Linked DNA regions of Mus musculus: all the other regions are linked to region 1. The links are chromatin loops, found by intact Hi-C in ENCODE. Cell type or tissue: heart. All regions are shown on one strand.

What was found. Peaks named below come from ENCODE experiments on the same cell type or tissue, not always from the same donor. Only the 100,000 strongest peaks of a DNase experiment are listed, where the experiment ranks them.
Region 2: a loop joins it to region 1, with 2.1 times the contacts of the local background. A loop is called at or near these places in 2 of 42 quality-filtered maps.
Region 3: a loop joins it to region 1, with 1.9 times the contacts of the local background. A loop is called at or near these places in 4 of 42 quality-filtered maps.

The regions. Positions count from the first base shown.
Region 1 is chr1:43,410,155-43,418,154 of GRCm38, forward strand. No RefSeq gene overlaps it. Among named protein-coding and RNA genes, the nearest start is that of Nck2, 32 kb to the right of the region's middle. In heart, no CTCF peak of the experiment used is centred here; a DNase peak (open chromatin) is centred at 3,357; H3K27ac peaks cover 1,013 bases.
Region 2 is chr1:43,357,748-43,365,747 of GRCm38, forward strand. No RefSeq gene overlaps it. Among named protein-coding and RNA genes, the nearest start is that of Nck2, 84 kb to the right of the region's middle. In heart, no CTCF peak of the experiment used is centred here; no DNase peak of the experiment used is centred here; H3K27ac peaks cover 1,803 bases.
Region 3 is chr1:43,337,975-43,345,974 of GRCm38, forward strand. No RefSeq gene overlaps it. Among named protein-coding and RNA genes, the nearest start is that of Gm29040, 81 kb to the left of the region's middle. In heart, no CTCF peak of the experiment used is centred here; a DNase peak (open chromatin) is centred at 757.

The DNA of each region.
Region 1 (8,000 bases):
TTTTGATTTGTTTCCAAGAAAATAAAGGAAGTAGTTCTCTTTTTAAAATTCAAAGCCATTTAAAACACAGGCTGTTGGTCAGCCCAAGCCAGAGTCGTTTTCTTACCAGACACCAGTGTCACTGGTTCTCCTTGTCCCTTGGGTCAGTTTCCTAGCCGGCTTTATGATCCCACAAGTCATATCTTAGCTCAGTTCCTCCCCCAGATTAGTAGCAGGCTTTGAGGCTGTGTGTGCCTGTGGTCCGGCTGATCCACCACCCAAGTCCCCAAGCTACCAGCCTTGACCTTCTTCAGATCTTCAGATTGATTTCTGCTGTTCAATTTCAGAGGCTCCTTGAGAGAATAATATATGTTACTTGTTTTATTTAGTATTGTAGTTATTATTAAGGCAGTATTTAATGCAATTCCGGTTGTTTCTTTGAAAGCATTTCTGTTAACATGCATTACCTCGAGATGTTGGGGAGATGTTGTGCGTGTTGCTTGTTCATTCCACAGATAAGTAAGCACAATGAGCAGACCCTCAGCCATCAGCTCCGCCTGCCCCAGCTCTGCCCGGTGTGGAAGAAGCAAGTGTCCTAAGCACCTAACTCTAGTTTTGTTACAAGTATAACTTAGGAGAAAAAATTGGTAGAAATAATACAGTATGTTGCTAATTTGTAACCTACTTCTAAACTCTGACTCATAGCCTCCTCACATACAGTATTCAGGGCACAGAAATCTTTTGATTGACTCAAGTAAGTTTTGGCTTCCATGTAACTTGCAAGTTAAAGTTAATTTTTCCAGCTCTTCTTTATCTCTGTACTCTCTTAGTATCAGAATTTCTTATGTTCTTTCTTTTAGGAATTTGAGAGCACTGTGTTTGGGAGAAGTTAGGAAACATAAGGAATGAATGAAGCAGTTGAACTTGGAGATACTGTAGGTGATAATACTGGATCTAATCTTTCAGACTTAATTAGTTTTCTAGGCCTTGTAAACCTCTTAGATCTGTGTAATAATTTAATTGTATAACCCTGATTTGTTCCTTTAAAGCCTATACTAGTCTGTCTGCCTTTTAACCTTGTTGCAATAATGTTGCCGAAATATTAACAAATTTGTAAAACTTTTCTTAAATAAATAAAAAATATATAATGAATCCATGTATAAGGGAGTTTCACTTAAAATACTAGACTTTCCATATAAGACCCCTCTCCCTTTTCAGGCTGCATCTTTCATTGTGTGGATGTGCCATGGTTTTTTATTCCTTTTTCACCTGTGTATCTGTCTCTGAACATTGGTGTCTTTAGTTAGGGCTTCGACTGCTGTAATGAAACATCATAAACCTGGGGAGAACAGGGTTTATTTGGCCTATGCTTCCACATCATAGTTCATCCTCAGAGGAAGTCCAGACAGGAACTCAAGCAGGGCAGGAACCTGGAGGCAGGAGTTAGTGCAGAGACCATGGAGTGGTGCTGCTTGCTGGCTTGTTCCCCATGGCTTGATCAGCTTGTTTTCTTAGAGAAACCAGGACCACCAGAAATGACTCCACCCCCAGTGGTCTAGAGCCTCCTCTATCAATCACTAATTAAGAAAATGCCCTACTGGCTTGCCTGCAGACTAGTCTTACAGAGGAACTTTCTCATTCTTGGTTCTCTCCTCTCTGATGACTTTAGCTTGTGTCAAGTTGACATAAACTATCCAACACACTTGGGATATTTCCATTCTCTGGCTATTAAGAAGACAGCTTATAGTGTCAGGAGAGGCTTGAGAAGGGATAGGTAAGAATTTTAATATCTACAAAGCTCCTTGGAGTAATTGGTGTTTAACCAATGGGACATGAAAATGGCATTGCTCCCAGGTCTATGAAGAAGGGATGCAGGCACATTCCTGAGCATCTGTTCTTAGTCACTATTTGACTCATTCCTTGCGTATTCCCTACTTCTTTAAAAGTTACCATAGAAAAGGCTTATCTGGAGAAGGATTCAAGGCACTTTTGCCCCTGGTTCTTCTCTGTGGCTTTGTGCAATGTGAACAGAGACCGGATTCTGTTGAAAACAAATTACAGAGGCATCAATGTCTGCTACAAGACACTGAACTTCTAGACAGCATTCAGTAGTGATATATTTAATTCCAAGTCATCTGTGTGCTTAGTGCCCTGATCTCAGGCCAAATGCCATTGTGGTTTGGATGGATATTCTCTTTGAAAAGGCATCATCAATATAGAATTGCAGACTTCCACACTGTGGTCTTGTCAAACGGCAATTTGTGGCAAAAATCAGCATCCAAATCTTCCTAAAGAAGCTTCTTGCTTTTTGAGATATGGATTATTCTCAGAAAACTGGCTCTTCAGAGGAGCTCAACATTATTATTTAATCAAGGCCCATGCTCGTGCTGAGACCAAGGTTTGGGACAGCAGAACTCCACTGACTCAACTCTAGACAACATTCACTGTTTTTGCAGTTACTCCAAAAAATGTTGCTGAAGAGTATTTTGTCATTGCTGCTGTCTATCTTATAGGTTAGTGAACTGAAGTTTTTAGAGAGTACAAAAATCCTTCCCAGTCCACACAACTGCTAACTGTCAGAGTTGAAATCTAGCCCAGGAGTGTCTTCTGGATCCAATCTCCTTTCCACCCTAATCTACTTCTGGGCTTATAAAAAAAGCAAGAAGAATTCAATCTTTCCTTTTCAAAATGGTTTTTTGAAACAGGGTTTCTGAGTATAGCCTCAACTGTCCTGGAACTTGCTCTATAGGCCAAACTCAAAGATTTGCCTGTCTCTGCCTAAGTGTTGGAATTAAAGGCACGTGCCACCACTGCATGGAGAATTCAATTTTCTGGTCGTCTTTGACTTGTGACCATGAACCAGCATTTCCACCATTGCTTGCAACTGAAAGATATGCAAATTCTTGAGAACCACATCAGGGCTTTGACTCATAGGCCCTGAGGTGTGGACTGAGTATCTGTCTCTAATACGTTTCCCCTGAAAGTCCCATGTCCACTTAAAGTGAGAGATCTGGGTGGATAAGTCTATGTTGCTGTGAGCAGGAGATACCAATTGTTGCACTGTTTTCAGGTTACAGATGGGGACAGTTTGGCAACCTGAACCCTCATGCTATAATAGGTGAATCCCTCAAGGACTAAATACTCCTGGTGTAGCAGGAACACTAAAAAAGCTAAACACCAGCACCGTAAGCCAATGTGAATCAGGTGGTGTCCTCATTTCCAAAAGTTTTGGCTGCTTCCAAACTGCATTGTGATTTTCACAAAGGCAACAGAGTTAACTCTGATCTCAGTTTTAATCTAGACAAATAACCTCCTACTCCTTCCCTAGTGGGTTGTCACTTCCTGCAGCAGATGACCTCAGAACTATGGCATTTGTTGGATGGGGGCTCTCTTCCATCTCTAAGGAAGCCCACAGTCTTTTCCTGTGCTGACCCAGGTTGGAGTCTCTAGACAAAGCTCCGTGCCTAGAGCTTCAGCAGATAGATCCGTGTGCAAAGGAAACAATGATCAGTGACTCCTGGCATAGACATCAGATCCATGGTATTTGCTCACAGTCTCTTGAGCACGAGAAACAATCAGACAGAGGACTTCAAATATTTGAACACGACTCAGTGGCAATTTTCAGTGGGTCAGATGTCAGTAGTAGTTGAAAAAAAAAATCTGGGGCTGTGACATTTCAAAGCCTTGCAGGTCTCGCTGAAGTCCTCAAGGAAGAGCACTGCAACTTAACATCTTCCAGAAGAAAGTGCTGGCTTTGACATGCCCACTCTTCAGCAGAATGACTCAGGGTGTTGTTGACTTTCCCGGGCTACTGGTGCCACCATGACAAGATATGACTAAACAAGGTGGTTGGCAGAGAGCATAGCAATGGAATTAAGGCTAGTATCTCCTTGGGTCACTATAGAGGCAAAGGAGTACAGCAGAGTAGAGAAGAGCTCTTCTGCGCACGAGCATGAGCAAACACACACACACACACACACACACACACACACACACACACACACACACAGAGAGAGAGAGAGAGAGAGAGAGAGAGAGAGAGAGAGAGAGAGAGAGAGAGAGAGACTGTTCTGATGGTCTGGCTGTTCCCATCATTTCCAGGAATGCTTAGTGTCTTCCATGCTAGATATTTACTAATGTCACTATGAATATGATTATCACACCAGAAAAACAATGATAGATGTGCTTAAGTCACAGTGAGCTAAGACATTTGCCTGGGCTTTCTCTGCAGGGGTGAGTCAGCTGTAGCTACTTGTTTCAGTTAGATTGGGGTGCCTGTTGATAGGGGCACTCTCAGCCCCAGAGAGAAAGTGCTCTGAGCAGATAAACCCTGTGGAAAAGCAGGCTCAGGCAGCTGAGGCTCAGACCTCTCCTAGCTCCTGACTGACTTGCCTCCAGTATGATAACTTCTCCTCTGTGTCTTTTGCTTTTGTCAGTAGAAGGGGGTGACTCCTGCTTTCCCCACATCCTAAGACTGTTGTGTAAATACACACTGTGTGCAGAATAAGTCTCTGTAACTTTTAACTATTGTCACATAAATATTGGGAGAACCAGGGCCAAAGCATATTTGATAAATGATGTGTTACAATCCATTTCCATGCAGGTGCTTATATCTATAATACTTTACTTTCATCAATAACAATTTATTGGAAACAAAGGATGTAATCTGTCCTCTATCATACAACACACACACACACACCCCCCAAATGTCAAAAGGAAGAGAGACACAGAGAGGAGAAAAATATATGGTTTTTATTCTCTGGTTTTATAAATACTGAAATATGAACCTTTAAAAAAAAGGTACTACCCACATTTGCCAGGAAATATGTCCCTTATTGGGTCATCAGAACTTCCACTGACAACTATGTAATAAGAAAAGAGGACATAGCATTTGGAAGGTCCTAAGCAATGTGAGCACATGTTATCCAAGTATAAGACATCATGTTATTTAGGGAAACAGGAGATGGAACTGCCTATAGTCTGAATGTATGCTCAAATCTGACAGGCTGGAACCTTAACTCCACATACATCAGTGTAGAGGAGAGGTGGGAACTGGTGGGAGGTGTTTGGGTCATGGGTACCAGTTTTCTTGGATGGATACCAATGTCTGCTTTTTAAGCATGAACTCTCATTCTCAAAGACTGGATTTGTTCCTGTAAGATGGAGTTGTTATAAAACAATTCTCTCTCTCTCTCTCTCTCTCTCTCTCTTTCTCTCTCCAAACACACACACACACACATACACACACACACACACACACACACACACACACACACACACACTTACCTTCTGCTTTCTTTCAGGAATCTACACATCATGAGGTCTTTACCAGAAACCAAGTATCTGCTACTGCCATGTTTGTGAGCATCCCAGCTTCTGAAGCAAGACTTAAAATAAATCTCTTTTTTAAAAAAATCAGTTACCTGGTCTTTGGTATCTTGTCATAGAAATAAAAACAGTTTATTTCATTCTAGATGAATTATAGGGAGGTTAAATGGGAGCAATGGTGGGAGGTAGGTCTCTTGGATGAGAGCACTACCCACTCTCCTGGCCCACTGAATGTCATAGATACAGCATCCAGGGTGGACACACTCTGGAGAACCTTTGAGATTTGAAAATGCAGTGGCAGTGAGGGATATGACACAACATCAACTCGTCAATAGCAAGATAGCCCTTCAAAAGTCAAAGGTCCACCATGGGCCAGGCATGGTGGTACAGGCCTATAATCCCTGCACTCAGGAGACTAAGGCAGAAGGATCACTAATCAGACACCAGCTTGTTATATACACGACCTTATATCAGGCCAAAACCCAAACAAAACATGCCAGCATTACAGTCATGCCTTCTTGCTAGAGTCTCTATGCTCCTGGCTTCAGCATGGCCACTGAGAGGCCTAGCACGTGTGTTGAGCATCACATGTCCTTTCATCTGGTGACAATTACATCCTTCCAGTTGCTTATGCTAAGATCTGGGATTTCTCCTGTTTCCTCACATATCTCCCTGTGAAAGTCTGTAGCTCTGTGCCAAAAGAGACTCCGAATCCACTCACTTCTTCTTACCCTGAATCCTGGAAGTGACCTATGCCTTTCCTCCCTTTGTTCCACTCATCCCAGGACAGGAACTCTTCCAAATGCCATGCCAGAGCCACTCTCCTCTGACCCACACTACTGCTCCATTCTCCCACATTAGAGCTATGCTCCTGCTGCATGATCTAGCCCTTCAACAAAGTAGGGCAATCCCATTTGGAGCTGCATCTGTCTTTGAGCCTGGATGCTTTCCCCTCAAATAAGCATTTAGACAACTCCATGCTTATGTCCATGGGTTTGTGCTTACTGGACTAACAATGCTCCCATATACCACAGTTTGCTGAGTCAGCTTCAGAGGGTCATCCCTAGGAAGCACAAGTTCCCTGGAGATTTAGAAATCTTCCTTTGGCCAGTGAAGCAGCTCAGGCTTTGGGGACTATTCTGGATAATGAATAGCACTCATTAAATATTTGTCCAATAAATATGGAAGGAATTAATTTTTCAGAAGTGTGGAAGGTTTATTGGAAAAGGCAAAGTAAATACAGGTAGAGATAGCCATCTGAAATCCAGGATTAGGCTGGGAAAAGAATGAGGCTAGAGACAGGGTTGGTGTGAGAACAAAACCAATGAGTGCACAGGTTCAAAGCTCCTGGCTTCCAACAAAACAACATCAATCTTCCTGTCATGGGCTGCAGTTTTAAAAACTTTATTGAAAATGATGGCGCTATGTTCTGCTGAGTGGGTTTATAATACCCACTCTGGTTTTGTTGGCATCTTGATTCTGATTTTTTTTTAGCATGAAGATAGTGTGGCTGTGAATATCTTCATGAATATGAACTTTGCTGTACTTAGGGACTTGTCTTAGTGAGGGTTTTACAGATGTGAACAGACATCATGACAAAGGCAACTCTTATAAGGAAAACATTTAATTGGGACTAGCTAACAGGTTCAGGGGGGCAGTCCATTATCATCAAGGCAGGAACAATGGAACATCCAGGCAGGCATGGTGCAGGAGCAGCTGAGAGTTCTACATCTTTGTCTGAAGGCTGCTAGCAGAGTACTGACTTCAAGGCAGCCAGGATGAGGGTATTAAGCCCACGCTCACAGTGACACACCTACTCCAACAAGGCACACCTTCTAATAGTGCCACTCCCTGGGCCGAGCATAAACAAACCATCACATGGGCATTGCCATTGGCAGATGCTATTAGGGATGTCACTGGTCTCTATCTAAAAGCTTGTACCTGATTCTGTAATATCAATATGTTAGGATGTATTTATTTTACCATATGGCCACACCAACACCTAGTTCATGCAAAATCAACACATGTCTTTCCTTTCCTTTAGTCTTGCTCTGGGGTCCTTTTCTCCTTAACTCCCTTGAGTCTTACTGCTTTTTTTTTTTAATCTTTTTTTTTTTCTAAGATTTCTTTCTTTCTTTTTTATTGGTTTTTTGAGACAGGGTTTCTCTGTATAGCCCTGGCTGTCCTGGAACTCACTTTGTAGACCAGGCTGGCCTCGAACTCAGAAATCTGCCTGCCTCTGCCTCCCGAGTGCTGGGATTAAAGGTGTGCGCCACCACGCCTGGCTCTTACTGCTTTTTTTTAAAAAGCCAGTTTGTATTCCTAAATACCAACATGAAGGGTTAAAAAAATCACTTTAAATGATTTTTTTTTCCTGATAAGAGTGAATTAAAGGTACAGAGATGGCTCAGTGAGTAAGAAAGCTTGCTGACCAAGCATTCGGGCCTGGGTTTGGATCCCAGCAACCATGTAGAAAGCCAGAAAAATGTAAGGGATTTCTGAGGTACAACCACCATCACTCCTATATGGTCGAAGTGGCTATTGCTCCAAATTGTTAAATACACACATTATCCATTAAGTGAGACACACCTTTTATCTGACTGCAAAGAACCTTCTCTGACCATTATGTCAGTTCCCACAAAAAGTCCTGTTATTGCTACTTATTACACTACTAGATGTATTTATAGTTTTAT
Region 2 (8,000 bases), 52 kb before region 1:
ACTCAGACTTATAAAAAAATACATTGTTCTTATTTTTTAAAAGATTTATTTATTTATTATATGTAAGTACACTGTAGCTGTCCTCAGATACTCCAGAAGAAGGCATCAGATTTTGTTACAGATGGTTGTGAGCCACCATGAGGTTGCTGGGATTTGAACTCGGGACCTTCGGAAGAGCAGTCGGTGCTCTTAACCACTGAGCCACCAGCCCACTACAGTGTTCTTATAAATGACATTTTAAAAATCAACCCTTTTGTGAACCTAAAATATCATGTGAGGAATATAATATTGAAAAATATTCAAAAGCTTAGGATTTCACATACAAAAATAACATTCTTTTTAATTAAAATATTAGTAAGAGCTGGAAAAAGTGATCTAGAAAAATTATTAAATTTAAAAAACAATGTATGTTAATGAAACCAGGAAAAGAACATCGCTTTTTCTCTAGAAAGAGCATTAGGGATTTAAATAACCATATGTTTATTTTGACTTTTAAAAAAATGGGTCATAGATGCCAAAGAAAGCCAGGGTGCTGTTTGGCTGTATCAAATAAGAGTACAGTGTCCAGGAGACAGGCAACAATAGGCACATTGTTCGTTCCCTGGTTGGCGTGCAGCCCATCTGTAACCAGCTGACAAATGAGGCCTGCCAGGCACAGGACCCACTAGAGCGTGTCAAGCAAGAAGCAGATGCTGAGGGTTTACTCTAGAATCCTCCTCAGACACTCAGTTCACGGGTGTGCAAGTCCCCTGTACCAAATAGTGTGGTGTTTATATGTGACCTGCTCTCATTCTCCTGTAAGCTGTAGCACCGTGACATGTAATCGCATGTGAATTCTGTGTAATTAGTAGACATGCCGCTGTCTTACTTGGGGAGTCAGGAAAATCAAACTGTCTGGTAGAGATGTGGGTTTCTTTCAGTTCTTTTCATTCTGGACTTGGCTTAATCTGTAGGTTCAAACCTATGGATAAGGATATTGAACTGTGACATTAGCAGGATGTTACTGCTAGTGAAGGGCTTTGCAAACTTTCTTAGACAACCCGTAAGCTTACCAATGATTGTCTTAGCCCAGAGTGAGGCCTTGGGGGTAGGATGAGAGCCAGGACCCTCCTGTCCCGTTTGCTAGTGTAACGTAACAAGAGCACACAGCTTTACCACTTCATTCTCATTGAAAGTAGGCATCATCACCTGCTCCTTGGGTGTCAGTGTGGATCAAATTGAGGAATAAAATTCCTTTAAGTACCTATTATTTGTAAAGAACAATCAATACTCAGCCATAACTATGAAGAAGGATTAAATTATATCAATCCTGATACTACAGAGTTTATTGTGTGGTTTGGGAGAAAATAGACGATATACAAGTTTCTCTTTGTCTGTTGTTCAAATTTCTGTGGTTTCAGTTCCCGTGTGGTCAGTCATGAATGAAATGTATAGTATATAATAAAAATGAGAGAAGGGTCCCATTCGTGTCATTTTTATTATACTGTTATAATTCATTACTATTGATGTTAATATCTTACTGCTCATAATTTATCAAGTAAGATTTATCACAGGTATACATGCATAGAAAGGCATATAGTATATATCGGGTTCAATTCTATGTGTGGTCTCAGAATGCACTGGAGGGCAGCATCTTCGAATTTGTTCCTCATGGCTAGAGAGACTACTGAACAGGTGAACATAATTCCAATGTAAGGTAACTTATAAAATGATTTTAGGTGGGTTTTTGAGGTGGGGAGACTGGCTGGAGTGATAGGGCACACTGAAAATTTGCAGACTGAAGGAGGCACAAAGAAAGTGTGAAAAACAAAAATTTACCAAACACAAGACTGAACTAGGTGAAAAAGGCAAGCCACTGATCAGGCTCCATGCTAAATCCTTTAGTCAATGATCCTTACAGGGTCCTGGCATAATGGGAGATAGATTCATTAGTAAGGAGTTGACTTTCAATGTCAATGGTAAGGAAGGGCATGAGGCATAGTGACACCAACCTGAAATCTCAATATTTGTCTCATCACTGTGTGAGCTCCCTAGATTACCAACCCCCCGTCCCCCCAGGCCTGAGTATAACAGTCTACCACACACCCAGACCGTGCAGAGTCCATTCTCCTAGGCCACACCCATCCATAGCTTGGTGGCATTTGGTAACATGGGCCACTGGTCCACAATAGTGTCTATGTAGCTGAACATAGAAGAGACCGCAGGAAGTCCTAGGCAATAGGAAGCCCAGATCCTGAGTTATATTGTAGGATTGCTGCCATACCTGTAGGCTGATATTAGCTGGAATGCAGACGGGGCAAGCCTGTATTCCCTCTACCTGAGCTCAATCATCTGAGAGAGAAAGGCTTTAGCTATCTGACACAGAATCTCTAAAGGACTTTTTATCAACCTTCAGAAACTGGAATTTACAACCTCGACCCATTTTTACAAAAATGCAGACCCTGTGAGAGCATGGTGTTCAGTTACACCATGTGCTTCATACAGCCAGGAGGACTTTTTTCTTCCCTCCAAGCCAAACTGGAAAGAAAGGCTATAGTCTGAAGGTCACAGAGTATCAAACAACCAATAACAGATCCTCTCTGTCGCCCCCATCCACCCCACCCACCTCCCAACTCCACCCCTGGCTCCCTGACTGTGTGTGAGGGCTGTAGAAGCTGTGTCTCTTGGATGTTATGTTTTCTGTTTTCCAAGCTGAGGGAACAAAGGGAACAATGACCATCCACAACCCTTCATCACGAAGCAGCTGAAAAAGGATGGCCCCATGTAAACATTCAGCGTGTTTCCGAGCAGAGCCATCTGAACCGTCCACGTGGTCGTTTCGAACTGGGAGGAAATTCTCACTAGTGAATTCACAGCTCTGAGTGTTCAAGGGGGACTTTCCTTCAGATGCCAGGTTCAGGTACCTGTGGTTTTGGTTATGAGAATATATATATATATATTTCTTTAAAAAAAAAAAAAGTCCTCATTTCCCCTCATAGCTGTGGGCTAGCTACTCACTGCAAGGGTAATGCTGGCAACGGCACTGTTAGGCACCCTGGACACAACACTTTCCTTCTGGTCTCTATTTATCCCCTACACAGTACAGTGGTGATTTATCCAGTGACAATCAAATTGCAGTTTCCAAACATCCTGACTCCAGGGAGAGAGAGCTCTATTGTAGTCTCTGTCCACATGGCTGCTGCTCGCAAAGGATTAATGACTTTGGAGACTGACATTTCTGTGACCCCAGCGAGCAGAGGCTGGTCAGAAAACTCTTCTCTAAGATTTCTGTGTTGCAGATAAAGCTGTTCTGCCTCAGGGGCTGCCACGCTTTTGCCTCTTACATAAGCCAAGAGGCAGAAGATTGACACTTGTTAGGTAGCAGTTGAACCTAAAGTTAGGGACAAGCCACCCCGGTTATGGATCCTCAGGTATCAAAAGATAAATCCTGTCTGCTCACGCACGAGGACCTGGAGCAAGCTTTACATTGGAGGTAAATCCCATGTCCTTTACCTCATGAGCTGAGTTAAAGCAAGAGGGGATGGAGGGGATAAGAGCCAGGCAACCATTTAAGACAGCTGTGCCCAAATGCAAAAGACTTAGTGTGAGAAAACCTGAGTGGGTAACAGAGACTAGCACACAGCAGATGTTCAATTCAGACAAATAATGTCAACAACAAGGCATAAAACAACACATTTTTTAAAGAGAAAAACAAATAAAATCCCAAACAGTATTGACTCAGCTTCCTTCTGAGTCAGTGCTTCCAATCTGGAACACACAGCACTGCTCCTTGAGCCCTCCCCCTTCTCTTTTCCGGTTTGTGGTGAGGGCTTCTGAAGTCACTGCTTAGTTTCAGTCTGGATTCATTAGGCATGACCCCCATTCAAACTAGCTCTCTGCCGTCTCCCATCAGTAACCAGGGAAAACTCACTTCTCCATGCTAAATGACAAGAACTTCACAGATCAATGGGCAGAAAAGAAACTTCTCATTTAAGTAAGAGAAGCAAGAGGATCAACCCCTGCCCTGCCCTGCCCTGCCCTGCCTATGCCTTGATTCCGACAGCTTTCATTTGCAAGAGATCATCACTCAACCCACAAGGCTTGCACATGCAGGCTGTACTACCCATGAGGCCATGACAGAAGCAACCCCACTACAGGGCTTCCAAGCCCCCCCCCATTCCACATCCTCTGATACCCCCCAGAGAATCCGAGCAAAGGACCCCTAGCTTCCTCTCTCTCTTCCCAGATCACTCAGCTCCTTCCATCTTGGCTCTCTTCTATGCTGGCATCACCACAAAGTGCTGGTCTAGTCTAATTTGAAAGCTATAAGCCCATTAGGCTTTTAGTATACTTAGCTGCCCATGTCAGCAAACATACTTGACCCCAGACAGCATCGCTGTGAAACTGTACCTTAGCCGGTATTTGTGGGGGCAGAGAGAACCTGTTCAGAAAGTAAAATTCTAACTGTTTCTAAGAGGCACTGGAGAGCCTTTTTCTTTTCTTTTCTTTTTTTCTTTCTTTCTTTTTTTTTTTTCATCAAGAGCTTTCTATTTCTCTTACTTTAAATCCACATCAAAGTCTTGACTTCCTCGTTCACAAGATGTCACGGGTAGTAAGTGAGAGGCATGAATGTGCCTAGAGACTGCAAGGCGCTGAGAAGATGACCCCATTGCTCTCTGTGACAGATGCCAGGCTTCCCGCCTGGTCTCCCTCTGTAGATAATCAGTTCCTGGAAGGCAAAGGGAGTCTGGAAGATGCTTCTGTATCACTTCTTTTCCATTTTCTAGCACATGCCTGCTTCCAAGGGAGGAAGAAAGAAAGAAAGAAAGAAAGAAAGAAAGAAAGAAAGAAAGAAAGAAAGAAAGAAAGAAAGAAAGAAAGAAAGAAGGAAGGAAGGAAGGAAGGAAGGAAGGAAGGAAGAAGGAAGGAAGGAAGGGAGAAAGAGAGAAAGAGAGAAAGAGAGAAAGAGAAAGAACAAGCAAGAAATATATGTTATTAGAGAAGCCGAACAGCCAGCAAGCTGAACTCCTTACTAACAAATTAAAAAGAGTCTCTGGTGATTTGGAATTATGAAACAGGAAGGACAAAGTACTTTGCATACCACACAGATTTGTTCAACCAATAGAGCAGTGATCCTGGTGGCATCAAGGATCCCTGCAAGATTGTTTTCCGTCTCTGTTTATCATTCCACTGAGTAGCTATGCTATAGGGAATGCTATGTCCCCAGTGAAGTTCAAGCAGGTGTCCATGAATGAGGGCAAAAAGGGAAACTAAGTCAGGATGCTCGTGTCTGGCTCAGTTTAGGGTATCAGAAGAACAGATGCAGCATGGGCAACACAGGAAACGGACTTCCCTGAGATCCTGAGAGTGAACTACAAATTATCAGGGGAACCACTGAGCCAAAGTTTGGAGGCTGGGCTCTGGCCTCAGCTTTGCAACCTCGGTTTCCATTAATGTGGGCAAGACCATATAGGGGTGAGCTCTGAGCCTGTGGAGTTTGAAGAGGCAAATGGAGAGAGTCTCAGGCTAGGGTGCCAAGAGCAGGTAGGAGATGACCAGTTCCTGAGAGGCAGAGGGAGATGCTGAGCCATGAGGGGGAGGAGAGAGAATGTTCTCAGGATGGGGGAGTGAAAGGAACACAGGAAGGGAGACATCCGTCCTTGACAATTTGCCCAGGCTCCCTCGAGGGCAAATTCCGGGGAGGAAGAGCACACTGTCTTGTCCCAAATCTAAATTGGACTGAATTCAACCAACGTCTCCCAAGTTTAGTGGGTAGGTGCTTAGACCTATTGTGGTTAACCCAGAAAAAGCTAAAGGTTCCAGGTTATTGAAAAATGAGAGGGCCACTGGGACCACACATCACAGCCAATTTCATGGGGAGGGCAGTCTTCATGTCAAAGGAATTAGGGAAAAGAATAGAGGACCTGCTAGTAATCAGGCCTGCCTTGGTTTCCGTAGAGCCTGCTCCAGTTCAACAGGTCCTGAGAATTCAGCTAACTGCATGTTCTAAGACTACTAAGGGTTCAGATACAGCCAGCCTTCAGGGAAATGTTCTGAGTATGAATTCACCCTGGGCATTCCACTCATACAGAAAAGAGCACAGAGAATGAAGAACTAATGTGTGCCCAGCTCCTGCTTCCAATGGACTGAGTACTTGCAAATGTTGCTATCATCAACTCACCCTCTAACACTATGGGTAGATAGATGATAATAAAAGATCTCTGCAGTGGAAAAGGACAAAGCAAGGCTTCCTTCTGTTTCAGTGGAAACCAGTTTTAGGCCAAACTGAGTGTGCAGGGCTCACCAGAGCACACTGTCATCCAGATGGAGAGTAAAAGAACATCTTTTGCATCGTTGTAATAAAAAGAAATCCTGAGAAAATTTTACAGAGCAAAGAAGAGTTTGTTTTTGCTTACAGGGCCAGGGGGATAGAGTCCAGCAAGGGTTAAATTATATGGCAGCCTGGCAGTTAGGAGGCAGAGCTCACAGTTCATCCACACAGGGAGCAGAGAAAGGGAACAAGAAGTGGAGGCCAGAGCTTTAGGTCAAAGGCAGTGTGGGATGGGCAGCAGAAAGGTTCATTTTCCTGACTTTTTGCTTCCACAGCCCACCCTCCACTGCCCTTACTTAGAGATCAATATTGTCCATATAATTTCATCTTGCTAGATCCTTAGGATGGCTTCATCTCTTTCAGCTCATCTTTCTGGACAAGGAGGACATAGCACAGCTTGGGCACTAGTTGAATGCCACACGAGCTCTGCCTTAAATCAACAAGCTCTACCCGTTTCTTCTTAGGTAGAGCATCATGATCGGATCACTGTGTGGACTTGGCAGTTTCTGCAAAAGAGAAGAGAAATGCTTCCAGCTACGGATCTCTGTCTCTCTTTCTCTTTGTCTTTTAAGGAGATGAAGCCCCTGAAAGCAACCTCAGAGATGAGTTAAGGTATAAACATCTGGTATAGATCACTCCAACAGTAGCTTTGATTATAAGTTCATTTCTTTGCGGTCTAATGGAGTGCACAGAAAAGGGTACCCAGACAGGAAATTCCACTGCAACTGAAACCTTCCTGTGAGATCAGGATTAGGGTATGGAGAAAGGTGCAGCAGAGGCAAAATGGGTTATCATCTCCCTGGGAAGTATGGACCATAACTGGACACATCACCGAGCAAACTAAGCCTAGAGATGCTCTCCTGATGAGTACCAGGGTAGAGGACTCAGCAGCTTCCACTGAGCTAGCCTTCGCTGGGTATTGGGAAAGGGAAGAACACACTAGGAAAGAAAATGGCAAGAAGTTTAAGTTGTGTGTGCTGAACCCAGATCCCTTCCACTTGCACTTTATGCCAACTCAGCAGAAGCATAGCATCCTCTCTCCCAGCACTAGCGTTTGTAATCAGCCTGTCTTCCCTTCTGGGAGGATCCAGGGTATGTAGCTATCTATGGGTTGTGGGTGGACGAGTGTGTGTGTGTGTGTGTGTGTGTGTGTGTGTGTGTGTGTGTGTTCTATCTATCTTTCTATTATCTGACTAATACTGCTATCCCCTCTCTGCAAATATAACTGAAGTCAAAATGCCCCCATTCCCTCACTTCCTGTCATCTATTCTCCACTGGTAATTCCTTTGGTTATAAATACCCCAGGCCAATTTGTCATGAATAACTCCACCTCCAGGTATTTGAAACCAGATCTTATTAATCACTACATGCTAAAAATCTCCACCAAACTTAGCTTCCTAGCACAGAGTTTCTTTTCTCTCTCTTGGAAGGACCTTCAGCCTCCTCCTCAGGCCTTGGACTCTTTGCCACCCCAGCAAGGCCATAACCACCCTTTTTGTCTGTTCCCTTCATGGTAGCACGGCAGCTCTACCTATTCCTACCTTTCTCACTTCACACTGCCCTCTGCTCCTGAATGTTTAAAGAAAATGACTGTGTTGAGGTTTGGTCTTTTGCTATGTATTGTAATGCTAAGTGGGGGCCCCCAAGATGAGAAAGTCTACATGTAGACCCAAGTGATGATGCTATGTGA
Region 3 (8,000 bases), 72 kb before region 1:
GACTTTGGTAGCACATTTGACTGACTAAACCTTTTCACTTGTGTGTAGATTTTCTGAATAAGGGAAGCAGAACAAGTCACCAGTCAACATGTGGATCAGTGTCTCTCATGACACATTATGGCAGCAAGAGACAAAATTCACACATCGAGGGTCATAGGGCCCTCACTTTGCAAGCTAATGAACTTAGCCCAACCTCTCTTCTGTGTTCCTTTGGACAAGAAGACATTGTGTGGAGCAACCCTGAGCCTTCCGGAAGCATGAGGACCAATGAGATCCAGGCTTTGCTTGCAAGCCCACATAACACAGGGAAACTTTGTGATACTATCCTCTGCTGAAAGCCCAGGGCAACAAACCAGAGATGTCCATTTTTAATTAGGAAAATGGAATAACAATTAAGCTCTCAGTAGCAGGAATTTGCTAATGCAAGACCAGTCATTGTAAAAAGAGCTGAAATCAGCCCCGGAGACAGAAGACACCAAAAATAACTTTTGGGTCAGAAAGAAAAGACACTCCAACACCACAGCAGCCAGCCTCCCTCAAGCTGCCTCTTTGCTTGCCAAATATCAGAGGGATGGTTTATTATTCAGAGAAGAAAAAAGTTTTCTGAGTTGGTCTCATTTGTTTGCCTTAAATTCATACGGCCCTCTGCATAGGCTGTTGGGGAATTTCTCATTATTCGTTCCTGCATCTTTAAGGCCAGTGAGTCCACTTTTCAGGGGAAGCTCTGACCAAGAATAAAGGACCCTGCCCAAGCATGAGTCACCTGGAATAGTAATTAGAACTAAGCCACAATAGCCAGCACAGGAGATCAGTAGGAGGAAGGAGTTGTGACTTCACTGTCCCCTTGGCTGGGCTTGACCTCCAAGCTCTTCCCAGATCCTCAATCAATCGTGTCTCTCTCCCTCTCCCTCTCCCTCTCCCTCTCCCTCTCCCTCTCCCTCTCCCTCTCCCTCTCCCTCTCCCTCTCCCTCTCCCTCCTTTTCTCTCCCTCTCCCTCTCCCTCTCCCTCTCCCTCTCCCTCTCCCTCTCCCTCTCCCTCCCTTTCTCTCCCTCTCTCCTTCCCTGCACCCCTTTCTCTCTGGCATTTCCTCTGTGTGTTGGTCACAAAACTGCTGTTTGGAATCAGTCTGGGAATCAAGAAAAGGTTTAGGTCAGAATCAACCACCAGTTCATTGTCTCACTTAATATCTCCCAAGTAAAAAGATCCTAGATAAGAAAGAGAGATGGAAGTTCAAAGTGAAGGTGATGAAAGATGAGGAAATATTTTTATTTTAAAGATAATTTAAAATATTTTTAAAGATGACAATGAGGTTCAATCTAGTTATTCAGTCGAAAGAAGGCAGTGTGTCAAAATATTAGAGAAAAATCCTATTATTGTAGCCAAGTGAGTGGTATACACAGACAGCAGAGAAGGGTAAGCTTATAAGTTATCAAAGACCCAAGATATTTGAATGTTTTCAAAATATTCCTTGTTTAAGAATAGTTCAAGTTTTTAAAAGATTTTTTTAGCTCACTAGTGAAAGATATTCACATTTCCCTCCCAGTTGATATGAAATGAAGAATATTTAAGCAGTCCTTTCCAAAGCAAGAGAATGCCTTTCATACTTGACTTGTAGAATTTCAGTAGATTTTAGTAATAATATAATACCTAATCGCTGGAAAGTTTCAAGGCAAACACATCATTCAGTTTTAGGTAAATATGGGTTTGGGTTTTTGTTTTGTTTTTTTTTTGTTTTGTTTTTGGTTTTGTTGTTGTTGTTGTTATTTATATGAGTTCATGTGAGCCCATGTGTGGAAGTCAAATGCGAAACCTCAAATATCAATCTGGTCTTCCATCTTGTCTGAGTCTGGTTTTGTTCAGGTGCACAGCAGGCTCACTGACCTATGAGCATCCTGATCTTCACGTCCTCTCTAACTATAGGATATCTGGATTTACAGATACATGCTATGATGCCTGGCTTTTATGTGGGTTGTGGGGACTTGAACTCAGGTCTTCATGCTTGCACAACAAACCACTTTATCCACTGTACAGAGTAATTTCCCCAGCCTTATAACTAACTGTACATTTTTGAAAACTATATTTTGGTTCACTTTCTATTTCTACGAGTAACTGTCAGCCATAAAGAAGAGCTCCTCTGCCTGACATGTATTTTATGTCTGTAGGAACTTCCTGGAGGGGAGTTCTCGCTTTTCTGACCCCAGCCCCACCCCAACCCTGATCTCAAATTCTGATAAAGGCAAGAGCCTTCAAACATCATTCGGATATACTTTGGCATTTGTACAAATGATTTCAGGCATTAAACTCAAGAGCTGGGGTCCTGTGGGACTACAACTCTAAATGAGACTTTAATAGCTGGGTCTCAGAATGGGGCACATTGCTAACTTGTCTGTGTGGCTTTGCTTGCTGGGAAACTTCCCCTCACAGAAGCAAGAAAGGAAAGAAGGGATGAGCATTTATTTTTAAACTGGCCAAAGTCCCCTAATTCTAGAATTCATGGTGGAACAGCCATGGGGAGACAGAATGACGATCTTCTAATGATGCAGCTACCCTGTGTAATGCTGTCCCAGTTAGAATTACTATTGCAGAGGTGAAACGCCATGACCAAAAGCAACTTGGCACAGAAAGGGTTATTTTTTTTCCTATTCTTTTATATCACCATCATCATCACTAAAGGAAACCAGGGCAGGAATTCAAATTGGCTTGTCTCATATGGATCACTCAACCTGCTTCCTTATCGTCCTGGTTTTGTTTAGTAAGACTATATCTGGGCCCAGGCCTGTTTCCTAACAGAATACATATTTCAAAAGTCTATGAACCCCAAACCATGGAAACCACTCCTTTTGCCTGCTTACCTTCACTCATGCCTTTTTCAAGTTCATCTATTCTGTTGCTGCTACATTCCTTTCTGGAATTAGAACCAAATTTTTAAAGGTTCCCATGTAGACTGAAAGCCAGGGGCTCCCCAGGAATCCTCCAGAACTCCAGCACCAAATTGGGACTGCTGAGACATCCAGCCTTGTTGACTGCACTGCAACTGGATTCTCAACATTTCAGGTTGAGAATGCCATGGTCCCACATCCCAGACAGCAGTCTGCAAGCTAATCTAAGAAATTCCTTTTAAGTCATAATAAAGCTAACACCAGAGGCTCAGACTGGTGGTAAGGCCTCCAAGGGCCTTCTTCCTCCAGATATGCCTGCTTTAGACCTGTTTTATTTGTGAGTGGGCTCATGTATTCATTTCTCTGGGTTTAGATGGTGGTAATCCGTTCTCCTGGGTGCTCCTCCCATTCCCTGCTTAGTTGCGAGACTATTTTCATCCCTGTTTGCCAGTGCAGTAGAACTCCTGAGCAGCAGGATCCGTGACCCAAAGCAAAGACTATATAAACAAGGTGGGACCGGGCAGTTGCATCCCAGAAGCGTTGTGTGCTGTTCAGTTTGAGCAGCCAGCCTACCAGGCTGAAGCTCTCAGGTTAGTCTACAAGGCTTTCTTCTTCGTGTCTCCTTTTCTTTATGACCCATCACCATCTATAGCAGCACATGGAGCAGCACATGATCCCATTTGAGTTGTTCTGGACCACACAAGTCTCCACCACAGTAAACTTTCTCTTCTGCCTTCCTGGACAGTCAGTACATATTGATTTTTCTCCTTGGAGCCACAGCTCTTTGCCGTGACATATCATCCCATGTTGGAATGGCTCGTGTTGTCTTAGCGGTTTTCAACTACAGGTGCTAAGCCTCACTTATAAATCTGTCCACTCACAGTATTCAGGGTGAGATGGCTTCTTGGAGGAGGCATTTCTTCACTTAATGTTGTGCATGGTATCTGCAGACACTCAGCTGTGCTCACAGGATAAGGGTGTCTGTTCTCTGTGTCCTCATCACTTCTACTGTGTGCCTGGATAGCATTCCAGAATCGTTTTGGCAACAGAAACTTCTATACAAATGAAAATGAAATATATTAAGAATAAACATACAACTGATGACTACAGGAAGAAACATTCTCCAGGTCCCAGGGCTCATAATACAAAGCCTGGCCACTCACTGGCTCCAGCATCACCATTGCAACCACCCTTGGAGAACTCAAGTATGTACACCCTGCTGCCAGGAGCGTTCCCAAATGGGTCTGTGCACTGATCAAGCAGGATTATAAAAGAAGAGGATGTTTCTCTGCAAAGGGTATCCTCTCATTCTGGCTTTTGCTGGGGTTCGGGGGGTGGGACCTGTTCTGAGTGCTTCATTCAGTTTTCAAACATAGTAGGATCTGACAATGGGCCCTATGCCCTGTGATACATGCAAATGTTTCTGCCCACAACCTTCCCTGCTCAGGTATCACCCCAAGGTTCAGTCAACAACTCTTTGTAAAAAGTTATCAAATTCAAAAAGCATAACTGACTTCATGTCCTTCTCTAATCCGGAGACCCCCTCCTGCTTCAAAGGATAGCTTTCTCATCAATGACCAAGCATGACCAAGAAAAAGAAATAGTTCACATATTGACTGAGACACCAAGAGGCCCAATAAGCCAAATCAAAGCCAGCTGTAGAATTGAAATTAGCTATATCTCTTTCTAGAAAACTCCATTTCATGTTGGTCCTGGGAGGGTAGTGTGAACTTGGCATCTTGATACAACACAGGGGCATGGGTTAGCTGATGTACATCTCATCTGGCTAAGACCAAGGCATTGGCAGTTCTTCCTGGAGATTAGCAGGGAAACACCAGTCCTGTCTTTTTTTTTTTTTTCCTTCTAACTCCCAGAGGCCACTACCAGTCCTTGACTTGGGCCTTTCCATTGTCTTCAAAGCCAGCAACATCTGTGTAACTCTTCAAAGTACAATTTATCTGGCTCTGTCATGATGATAATGGACAAACACTCTGAAACTGTGATCATTCCCACACTTGTCTCTAACTTCCAGCCTCATTCCCACTAAAGCATAATGACCTTCCCTCCAATGACCTTACTCAGTCACACCTGTGGTCTGTGTGTTCTGCAGACTGCTGTTCAAAAGTCCCGGGTTGCCAACATGCAGATGTCTTTAGCATAAAGATCTAGAGGCGTGTTCTGTCAACCACCACAGGCCAGGCTTGAAGCTTAAGTCTGTGCTTTCCTTGGGGTACACAGAGAGATGTAAGCCAGCTCCTGGGAATTCCTGCCTGGTGTCATTGAAATATGGGGACAGCTGCTCTACAGTGGTGGCTCACTCTAGTTCCTGAGTAGTAATAGAAGGTGGGTCACCAACACTGTGATAAAATTTGTCATTTTAGCTTCTGACAACAGGGCAAGTGACCTTGCTCTTTGAATTCATAAGCCTGAGTCCTTAGATTCAGACTAGATCAAATACCACAAGGATTGGAACTCAGGGCAAATCATGACCCATACCAGATGTCTCATCTCTTTTCTATTCCTGTGAGGAGACACCATAACCAGGAAAACTCTTATAAAAGAACACATTTAATTGGGGCTTGCTTACACTTTCAGAGGGTGTGTCCATTATCACCATGGTAGGAAGCAGACAGACAGACATTGCACTGTAGCAGTATCTAAGAGCTTTCCATCCCATGCCCAGGCAATAAGCTTGGGAGGGTGAGGCTAGCATGGGATTTTGAAACCTCAAAGCCCATCCCAATGACACACCTTCTCCGATTCAACCACAGCTCCTAATCTTTCCCAAACAGTTTCACTAACTGTGGACAAAGCTCTCAAACATATGAGCTTATCTAGGCCACTCCTATTCAAACCACCACACCAGACTTGTAGGTTCATTTGTGAAAACAGTTGAAAACAGTGACAAATGTCTCAGAGCTTGGAAATGGCTTGATAATATTGTCGGTGGGGACCTACATCTACAATAACCCTAAGCCAGAAGGCGGTATAAATAGCTATTTCAGTTAGAAGCCCTTAGGGCGAGTGAGAAGAAATGGATTTTGGTTTTCTTTTTCTTTTTTTTTTTTTTATTATGTATTTTCCTCAATTACATTTCCAATGCTATCCCAAAAGTCCCCCCCCCCCACACTCCCCTATCCACCCATTGCCATTTTTGGGGGAATTTGGTTTTCAAGTTGTTAGTTTTTCATTCTTCTGCAATGTGATGTCTCCTAATTTGTCTCACGTCACTCTGACCTTACCTCATGCAAATCACTCCCCAAAGGCCGCTCCCCTAGACTCCATAGTTGATTATGTTTCCACCCTCTCAGGGCTTTACAATGGGGTTTAATTAGAGCAGGTGAAACTCAGGGCACTGTCAAACAGCATCCAACCACAGCTCCCAGGAGGATGGTGTCACGGGAATGCATGAGATCCTCCTGAGAGAATGCTGGACTGTGTTCAGCACGGCTTAGGTCCAAAATGTTAAAATCAAATACTGTGTCAGGAGAGGAAGGACTGGAGAGAGCGGCAGCAATATTAAAATCTGGGCCCTGGGGGATGGCTCAGTGGGTGCTCACCACCAAACCTGACTACCTGAGTTCAATCCCTGGGACCCACATAATGGAAGGAGAAAACTGACTTCCTCTGGTTGCTGTGTAACCTCCACAGGCATGCATGGCACAAGCGTGCACATATATAAAAGTAAGTAGATAAAGAATGACTTTTGAAATATTAATATATGAAAGAAGTCAGTTGGTAAAACAAACTGGAAACCCTTTCCTGTCTGAGCTACATGTAACAGAGCACACACTCAAAAAGTCCTCATGTAAACGACCTATAAAGGGCCAAAAGGGATCTGGACTCTTGCTGAAAGTCCACTGTGGATGCGCTTTCTTATTCATTAGCCCTTTCAACAGTATGGAATTCTTGGGTGCTACCCCACCCTATATTTTATAGACAAGAAGTCTGAGGCTTATGTGGTCACCATTATGTTATACTTGGTCTACACGGATTGTAAGCCTGAGATTTGGCTTTTCACGGAGATATAGTTCCAGAGCCCATAGGACTTTCCAGTTCTCCTCTGTGGCTCAACTATCTCAGTGCCTGGACAGAGATCTTCAGAGCAGAGGGGTTCTGAGGTTCACGGCATCGCCCTGAGTAAGTTGTCTCGCTTTGGAACCAAAGGAAATCCTTTAGTAAGGAAGAGGAGATAAGCCTGGTTCACAAGTACCCTGTGTGGTGAAGTCCTTCTGCTCCTTGTACATTAGTCAAATATAGGATTACAACTTCCAAATACAAAAGAAAAACCTGACCCAGTGTTATAACAAAGGATTTGTTATTTGACCATTTTTTAAAAATAAAATCCTTTTTAATTCAAAGTAATGAAAACTCCGGTTTGGAAAGCATTGGAGAGAACATTCGAGACTGATTCTCTTTCTTTGTTCCTCTCACCCACACAAAAGCACAAATCCCTTCCCAGATATCTCTGACAAGTGACCATGAACTCCTTCAGTGATGGGAACAGCCCCCTCCCTCTCAGAAACATTGGCCCTCCTTTGGTTTAGTAGTTGAACCCAGTCTTTTGTGATAGATTGGATGTCTTTGCTCTTCCATTCTGCCCTCTCCAGCAAAAAACACCTTTATGAATCTCTTGTTGCTATTGTAACAAATGAGCACACATTTGACTTTAAAGCAATCGTATACCCCAGGTCAGAAGTCTGAAACAGGTGTCACCTGGCTGAAACTGAGGCATCAACACAGCCATGGAGCCTTGAGGATGCCTAAGGGAGAATGTTTCCTGTCTGTTTCTATACTACCTGATTTCTTTGGTTCACAGCCACTAAGCTTCAATGCCAACAACACAGCATCCTGGTGTCCCTGCTTGCATATTTTAAAGGACCTGTGTGACTGTAGAGAGCCCATTCCGTTAACCCAAGATTACTGATTTCAATGGTCTCCATTTGTGATCCTTAGTCACATCTGCAAAGTCCTTTTTCTCAGTGGTGTGGAGAGAATCTCTTGTGTATTGCATGGAATCATCACCTGTCAATTAAAAGCTGATGGCCTAATATCTGGGGTGGGAAACAGAAGATGGAAGTTCGGGCAAGGAGAGGGGAACTCTGGAATAGAGTTAGGCA